Linked DNA regions of Homo sapiens: region 2 is linked to region 1. Evidence: chromatin loops called from intact Hi-C (ENCODE). Cell type or tissue: OCI-LY7. All regions are shown on one strand. Links, peaks and the distances in the headings refer to the core of each region. The heading gives the core; the rest is flanking DNA. Region 1 has its middle 36 kb from the start of LINC02318. Region 2 overlaps TUNAR (transmembrane neural differentiation associated intracellular calcium regulator).

Region 1 (4,389 bases), core at 1-4,000:
GAATGTTATGTGACAAACCAATCAGGTGTGAACTTGACAATGCACTTCCCAATCACAGGGAGGCTTGAACCCTCTGGAGGCTGCATCCGTAGAGGATTTACAGTGCCTGTCACTCATGCTAGGAGGAGAAAGGTAGAAACAGATCTGGGACCAATTCATAGTATGGGTCAGACTCTGTTGCTTCCATTCACTGAATCCCAATTTGGAGTTCAAAAGTCATATTTCATTAAGATCAGCAAAAGTTCTCTTCCCAAGCCCTGTGAGGAAATTGGAAAATGCCGTTGGTTCTGAGAACTTCAGAAGGGGTGCTGTGAGGTTTTAAGGAAGGGTTCTGGAAGTCCATGGATTTTGTTCTGCTAGAGTAGGAGACAGCAAACTATGGACTAACAAATAAGTCTAGCCTGCCACCTGTTTTTGTATAGTGTCCCAGCTTGCAATGGTTTCTACATTTAAAAAACATTGTGTGGGCCTGGCGCGGTGGCTCATGCCTGTAATCCCAGCACTTTGGGAGGCCGAGGCAGGTGGATCACGAGGTCAGGAGTTCCAGATCAGCCTGGCCAATATGGTGAAACCCCATCTCTACTAAAAATACAAAAATTAGCCGGGTGTGGTGGCATGTGCCTGTAGTCCCAGCTACTTGAGAGGCTGAGGCAGAAGAATCGCTTGAATCCGGGAAGTGGAGGTTGCAGTGAGCCGAGATCACGCCACGTCACTCCAGCCTGGGCGACAGAGCGAGACTCTGTCTCAAAAGAAAAAAAAACCGTGGTAAAGTATAGATAACATAAAATGTACTACCTTAACTGTTTTTAAGTATACAGTTCAGTAGTGATAAGTATATTCACATTGTTGTAAGACTAATCTCTAGAACTTTTTTATTTTGCAAAACTTAAACTCTATACCCATGAAACAACTCCCTATCTTCCCCTCCCCGAAGCCCTGGCCATCACCATTCTTCCTGTGTCTATGAATTTGACTACTCCAAGTACCTCATGTAAGTAGAATCATACAGTATTTGTCTTTTTTTGTGACTAACTTATATCACTTAGCATAATATCCTCAAGGTTCATTCACATGGTGTAGCAAATGTCAGACTTTTGTCCCTTTTTAAGGCTGAATAGCACTGTATGTACATAGCACACTCTGTTGATCCACTCATCCATTGATGGACATCTGGGTCGCTTCCACCTCTTGGCTACTGTGAATAGTGCAGCTAAGAACATGGGTCGACAAAGATCTCTTTGAGATCTGGTTTGCAATTCTTTGGGGTATATATTCAGAAGTAGAATTGCTGAATCTATGGTAATTCTATTTGGAATTTTTTGAGGAACTGCCAAACTGTTTTCCATAGCAGCTGCACCATTTCACATCCCCACCAACAGCGCATAAGGGTTCCAGTTTCTCCATATCCTTGTCCATATGCGTTACTTTGTGTTTTGACAGTTGCCATTCCAATAGGGGTGAGATGACATCTCATCGTGGCTTTAGTTTTGATGTCTCTCATGATGAGAGGGGCTGATCATCTTTTTCATGTGCTTGTTTGCCATTTGTATATCTCTTTGGAGAAACGTCTCTTCAAGTCCTTAGCCCATTTTTAAATTGAGTTATTTGTTTTTTGTTGTTGTTTCTGAATTTTTTACATTTTAAATGTCTAAAAAAACAACAAAAGAAGAAGAATGTTTTGTGACTTGTGAAAATTATGTGCAATTCAAATTTTAATGTCCGTAAATAAAGTTTTATTGGGACACAGCCACACTCATTTGTTTCTATTTTGTCTGTGGCTGCCTCCGTGTTGCAACGTAGAGTAGTTGCAACAGGGACCGTATATTCTGCAAAGTCCAATATCGCACTACTTCATCTTTTACAGAAAAAGTTTGCTACCCCTATGCTAGATTCTAAGAGGTTTAGAAAAAGCCTGCAAGGACCAAAGGGCCTCTTGGAGACAGTTGGGGGCAGCAGAGAGCTGATCTGGTAAAGATTCCATATGGGTCCTGCCGCCCAGAATCCCAAGGTGTCTGGGCTCCAGATCTCACTGAGGGCACCAGGGCTGCTTGGCATGGAAGGGTTTGTGGAAACCAACCTTGTGAGGCTGAGCTGGGAGAGAGAAAAATCCTGCCAGTCCTCCCTGCCTACTTCTCTGGATTCCAGTCTCTTCTCCCTGTAGATGCCAGACTGGTCTTCCTAACACACGAATCTGACCCCGTCACTTCCCTACTTAATGCTCTCCACTAGCTGTCTCTGCTGTTCTTAGAGATCAAGTCCAAGCTCCTTCAGTCTGGTTCCCAAGGTCCTGTCTCTCTCTCTCTGCTTTTATCTCTTGGCTCCATCCATCTGGGATGGCTCAGAACCTCCTGCTCCACCAGTATAAACACCATGCTCCCAGATATTCCATGGTGTTCTCTGGTCTATAGGCCTCGGATGACTTGCTCTCACTCTTACCTTTCTGCCCTCCATGTCTTACCCAGATAACTTCCCCTATCCTTCAAGGCTTAGCCCAGGTTCCACTTCTTCCAGGAAGCCTTCCTTCACCTCCTACTTTACCCAGAACACAGCGAGGTACCCCTCTTCTGGCTCCTTTAATTCTCAGTGTTTATCCTCTCCTAGTACTGCAAACATCGCCATGGTTCCTGAGGGCAGGACCAGGATCTAGTTATCTAGTTATCTACTTACGAGTGAATGAATGAATGAATGGATGAATGAATGAATGAATGAAGAAACAAATTAAACATAAAATCCCATCAAGAAACAAGTGAGAGGCTGGGCATGGTGGCTAATGCCTGTAATCCCAACACTTTGAGAGGCCACGGTGGAAGGATGGCTAGAGGCCAGGAGTTTGAGACCAATCTGCATAACATAGGAAGACCTCATCTTTACAAAACATTTTTTAAAAAAGCACACATACACACACACAAACAATTAGCCAGGTATGGTGTTGTGTGCCCACAGTCTCAGCTACTCAGGAGGCTGAGATGGTAAGATGGCTTGAGCCTGGAAGGTTAAGGCTACAGTAAGCCATGATCGTGTCACTGAACTCTATCTACCCTGGGTGACAGAGCAAGACCTTGTCAAGAAAGAAAGAAAGAGAGAGAGAGAGAGAGAAAGAAGAAAGAAAGAAAGAAAGAGAGAGAGAGAGAGAGAGAGAAAGAAAGAAAGAAAGAAAGAAAGAAAGAAAGAAAGAAAGAAAGAAAGAAAGAAAGAGAAAGAAAGAAAGAAAGAAAGGAAAGGAGAAAGAGAAAGGAGTGATATCATTTCAGGTCAAAAGATGCTTTAGTAGTGTCTAGGGGACATTTTCCAGGTGAGGTTGAGACCAAGGAAAGAATGGTTGCTGTACGATTTTATCTGCATTGATGTCTGGCCCCTCCAGATTTGTAGAGTTGAATGGTTAAGAAGTGTTGCTTCTCCTGCTAGAAAACTTTATGCTACAAGGTTGACAGCTCAAGACCCTCCTTGCCCCTTTTTGCACATTTGGCACGTGAGATGGGCTGGTTTTCATGGGGACTTCAGTGGCCACACTCCACACAGCACTTTGGAGCTGAACAAGGTGGTGATGTTCTGTGGCAGTCCATGAATACCCATTCCCCTGCTTGGGAAACAGAATGAGCTGGTGGTTCCTTCTCTCCACCTTGTCTTCCTCCCTAGGCTTCAGTCCACCTGCCTGAAGTGGACCAGAACCTGAATGGGCATTGGACGACCTGAGTCTGGGGCTGAATCCTGCTGGGCAGTAGCTGTGTGACTTTGGAGCATCACTGGCCCTCTCTGAGCTTCCACTGCTTCCTCTGTGAAGTGAGAGTGAAGACTTCACCTCTTTCACCTCCTGGGGTTGCTGGAAGACCATGTGAAGATTGACCTATGAGTTCTTTCTGCCGTGTCAATGGTTCTTTCTACAGTCATGCAGGTGGCCATTGGGCAGGTCACCTGGGACACAGCCACCACATAAGTAAAGTTGCTTTATCTGCCATCCAGTGCCCATTTAAGGAGGAGCACTTTTTAAATCCCAGCCGGTCTCTCAGTTGTGAGTCTTCCCGAGTGCCACCCACACAACGCAGGTCAGAGCTGGCAAACTCATTTGAGAATTCGCAGGAGGAGTTACTCACTGTACAAAGACTTCTCTTGTCAGATGCAATTTGTAAATATTATTTACACGAGGAAGTTAATTAAGCCTTCCCCTGTTGATTCAGCCCTCCCCTTCCCCCTTGGCAGTGTGTGACTCTTTATAAACGGCATGTGACTTTTAGGACCAATTACTTTCAGGATTTTCCTTGCCTCTATTAATGGGATATGATCTGGGTTTGGTAGAAATCTTATAGTTCCTTTATTTTTTTGAGATAGAGTCTCACTCTGTCACCTAGGCTAGAGTGCAGTGGTGCGATCTAGGCTCACTGCAACCTCTGC
Region 2 (4,389 bases), core at 145-4,144, 280 kb after region 1:
CTGGCTGAGCTTTTGGGGCAGCCTGGTGCTCCTGACTGTTTCTCACCTTATCAAGTAGGTTCTCCTAAATGCATAAGAAGCTGATGACAGCTCTGCTGGCTGACTTCAAAACAGTCAAACCTTCAGTGCTTTATCAGGCAGATCTGTAAGTACAGTTCCTGCTCATAAAATGCATCCGTCACAGCCCCGTGCAACATAAAGGAATTGTTTGCAAACTTTCCCAGGTTATTACCCCCAAACTTAGTAAATATATGTATTGGATAAATAATCTTGGGAGGTCCATAAATTATTGCAGTTTCGGACAGTACTAATCTACCTGCTGGCACATTTCATAGGTTTCACCACCTTATTGACTCACATTTTAATGAAAGAGGAGAGCAAAGCTATAAAAACTATCCTCATGGGTTGGGGACCCGACCAGATGATGGATGACAAAGCAGTGTAGAAAATGTATGAGTTCTGTGTGGTTATTCAGGGTAATTATTATTAAGACATTTTGAGCATCTGACCTCAGTTCCTTTTGTTTTCCTGGGCAAGGACCTACTACCTCCCAGATTCTGCTGCACTTGGCTGGCGGCACTCTGTGCCTACAATCTCACCATTGGAATGGCAGTTCTTCAACAGGATTTTGATGGCTGTCACAGTCACTTTGGGGGACATGCACCTTTTATTTGAAGCTGTTCTTCGAGTCAGATTGTGAGGCACTGGACAGACCTGGATTGAAATCTGAGCTTATCCTCTAATTCCCTGTGTGATTCTTGGACAATTTGCTTCAGCCTTTATGAGTCCTGTTTTCTCTTCTGAGAAATGGGCATAATAACAACAATTAATGGTAATCCCAGCTTTGATTAATATTTGCTGGGTGCTTACTGGGGTAGGGACCCTGTGCAATAAGTCCTTTCCGTGGACTCTTTCACTGAATGTGTACAATAGCTTGATAAAGGAGTTAATTTTATTATTCCCATTTTACAGATGAAAATACTAAGCCTTCGAGTATGTATTGGTGCATACAAAAACACCTCAGATAATGGTTTTGAACATGAATAATCATTTATTTTGCTCAGCTAGGTGGCCTTGCTGCGGGCCTCATGTGAGGTTGCAGTCAGACTGTGACTGGGGCTGGAATCATCTGGGAGGCTTCCTCACTCGCATGTCTGGCCCCTGAGTGAGAAGGGGTGCACAGCCTGAGGGTGGGAGTGGGGAGGCTGGCACAGCTGAGACTCTCCATCGCTCTGTGGACGCTCCGTGTGGCTGGGTAGCCATACTGCCTACCTGTAGTCTAGGGCTCCATTGACCCAAGAGAGAGCAAGAGGTTGTAGTGCGTGGGGGTGTCTGTCTCTATCCTCTTTGGTGATCGAGCCTCAGAAGTCACATAGTATCACTTCCGGCATGTCCTTAGAAGCAAGTCTCTAAGGCCAGCCCATATTCGAGGGGATGGGGGGGGCAGTTAGACTCCATCCTTTGATGGGAGGAGTGCCGAAGGATGCCAGTACGTTTGAAGCCACCACGGAGTGCTTAGGTGACTTACACAAGGTAGACCGTTGCAAGGCAGCAGAGTGGGGTGTCGGATCCCGAGCATGGCCGTCACCCCTCTGCAGTGTAAAGTGTGAAGCACTACGGGCCCCGTGAAACGGGACCTCTGTAAGCATGTGAGCTGTTTCCCCTTCAGATGTCCTTTCTGAAGAAGGAAGCAGAGCTGTGTGCGAGTCCAGCTGCTGCTTCTCAGCTTCAAAGAGGCCTTTATACCAACCCTTGGGGCAGACCACCTCCCCTCCCCTCCCCTGCTGTCCCTGGCCTCCCTTCCCTTCACCTGGAGCCACATTCTCACTTTCTTGGGTCCTGGGCAATTCTGTTTTCATGGGCCTCTTCCACCATAAAAAGAAAAATTAAAAATTATTTCTTAGGACTGAGCTGATATAAAGATGAACATATTAATGTTACATATTAAAAGATTTTCTTCTACCCAGAAGTTCATTGTTTTCCTTCTGATTTTAAATTGGAACATTTCTGTGGGCCCTGGGCACCGTGCCTGCTGCATGTGAAGGAGAAGTTGGCTTGCCCTTCCACCTCCACCCCTCACCCCCTCCTCTCCCTCCCCCTCCTCCTCCTCCGCCTCCACTATTCACTCTTCTGCCCTGGCCACCACTTAGCAGGCTGCTGTCCTCTCCTAGGCTGTGAACTTTCAGGTTCTCTGCACCCTGGGCAAGCCCCGTGACTGGGAGCTGACTGCTCCCCGTAACTCTGGCTTTCCTGTCTCCTGGTCCTTCACCAAGGGTAGACCTCCCTCGTGAGGAGGAACTTAAGCAGAGACTCATCTTCCCTGTAAGCCCACGGAGCCGTCACCCCTGTCTGGCTTCTGGCTGGTCTCTCATAGCAGAGTACCGGAAGGGCCTCCCTTCCTGTGCACCTGCAGGGGTGGTGGCAGTGCAGAGATGGCTGCTCTCCTGGCTCCTGCGTCTGACACCCCAGCCAGCCCATCCATCCGTGAATCCTCCACTCAACCATTTAGGAAACAGCTTTTTACTGGTGAGCATTTCACGAGGCCTACCTAGTCTCCTTCCTCATGGAATTTAGAGGGACACAAAGACAAAAAAAAAAAAAAAAAACTGACAAATGATTCTAAGCAATGGGAGATTTTTTTCCCCAAGGGGTGGGGTCTCACTGTGTTGCCCAGGCTGGAAGGCAGTGGCTATTCACAGGCGCAGTCACTGCACACTACACCCTTGAATTCCTAGGCTCAAGCACTTCTCCTTTTTTAGCTTCCCAGCAATGGGAGATTTTTTTTTATAAGAAATTGGCATTTCATGGAAATCGAAGCAAGAAGTGTAGTCTGGCTTCGTGAAGGAGAAATGAAGCCATCAGCGACCAGGATGTTTTCCTTCCTCTCTGTCTGGAGCCCCAGGTCTCACCATCTTGTACCCTTTGTCTCTAACCTTCCTCTCCAACTTCAGGTTTTTCTTCTCGTCCTCTGAGCATATGGCCAAACAATGGTCACCCCAGTATGGCAGCCCCAACCCTACATTTGTGTGGCCTCAAAGCTCACTCCATCTCCCCGGGGCCTAATTTCCCAGGAGAGAAGTAGAGTGGCCTGGCTTGGTGAGGAGCCCTCTGCTCTAAACAGCTGTGGCTGGGAGGTGGTGTCACATGGTAGGGAAAGCTGTCCCTCGAGGCTGTCACTGAGACAGGCTCCCCAGGTAGGGTGTGCAAGAGGGGAGAGAGAAATAGCACGTTCACTACACCTTTGCCTCAAAACCAATTCTGGTTTAGGGTGGTGGTTGCCAGCCTTTTGATGTCCACAGAAGAGGATATTTGTTTAGTTGAGAAATTGGTATAAGATTGCCCAATTTTAATCTGCCCTCTCTCATCAGCATGTGATAAATAATTTAGAAAACAGGAAGACCTTAATATTAGAATCGTGAAAGTATTTTAAATTTGTTCATTAATCAAATTAATCAAATGTAATTAAATTAATCAGAGTATTCTTGGTTTTCCCATTTCACCCCTGACAGCTGAGACTTTGGTCACAGAGCTGAACGGGTCTGTGGGCTTACACCGGGACCCACAGCACTCGGAGTCCTCAGAAATCATTGTTAACAACAATAATACAACCCAGACAGCAGCAGAAAGAATCGACCCGTGTCTGGAGCCTGCTGAAGTTGGGGGGCAGGGAAGCGACATGATCTAGTCTGTGATTTAGAAAGATAGCCCTTCGGCCACGTGGAGGTCGAACTAACATTCGCAAATTAGAAATCTGTGTTGGCAAACACTTTTAATTAGAGCAAATGTTTGGCATATGCAGACACACTCAAAGTGACTGATTTCTGAAAGTGCATCCCCATTCGGAAGCTAGAGCCAAGGTCCCACCTGCTCGGGGGTTTTCCCTGGAGCTTGAGAGGAACCTTTCACTCACCCACCTCCGAGTCTGAAGACACAGGCTGCCAGCGGTTGTGTTCATGACGTCAACTTTGACGGTTGATTCCTTTTTTGGAGAAAACCACTGGCTTTTGGAATAATTTTCGCCCTCTCTCCACAAGAGCCCTGCGATTCATATAAGTTCTGTTTATAAAACCCCTTCGGGGGCACAGGTCAAATTTAGCAAGTCTGGGATAGGGCAAGGCTTACTGGCCCAAAATGGCAGATGAGGAAAAAGGCTCAGACACCCTCAGGAGCCTGCCCAGGGCCACACGGCTCCTGAGAGATGGTGCAGGAATTGGACCAGAGTCTCTGCTGCCAAGTTCATCTCCCTATTACTATACACTCGCTACACATGCAGTTGGGAAGCTGTTCCTGATCTTGGCTCTGTTGTCTGTTACGTGTCCTAGCTGGGTGCTTAGTCTTCTAGGGTTGCCATAACAATACCAAAAGCTGGGTGGATTAAGACAACAGAAA

The links. Hi-C counts contacts between places; a loop is a spot of excess contacts. Peaks named below come from ENCODE experiments on the same cell type or tissue, not always from the same donor. Only the 100,000 strongest peaks of a DNase experiment are listed, where the experiment ranks them.
Region 2: a loop joins it to region 1, with 2.6 times the contacts of the local background. A loop is called at or near these places in 2 of 110 quality-filtered maps.

The regions. Positions count from the first base shown.
Region 1 is chr14:95,607,645-95,612,033 of GRCh38, forward strand. No RefSeq gene overlaps it. Among named protein-coding and RNA genes, the nearest start is that of LINC02318, 36 kb to the left of the region's middle. In OCI-LY7, for the core only: CTCF peaks have their summits at 1,937 (motif pointing right), 2,143 and 3,822; DNase peaks (open chromatin) are centred at 1,937 and 3,837.
Region 2 is chr14:95,887,372-95,891,760 of GRCh38, forward strand. The region is part of intron 1 of TUNAR (transmembrane neural differentiation associated intracellular calcium regulator); the gene reads left to right. Among named protein-coding and RNA genes, the nearest start is that of TUNAR, 13 kb to the left of the region's middle. RefSeq lists an enhancer at 3,791-4,389. In OCI-LY7, for the core only: no CTCF peak of the experiment used is centred there; DNase peaks (open chromatin) are centred at 1,690 and 2,400; H3K4me3 peaks cover 1,825 bases; H3K27ac peaks cover 2,577 bases.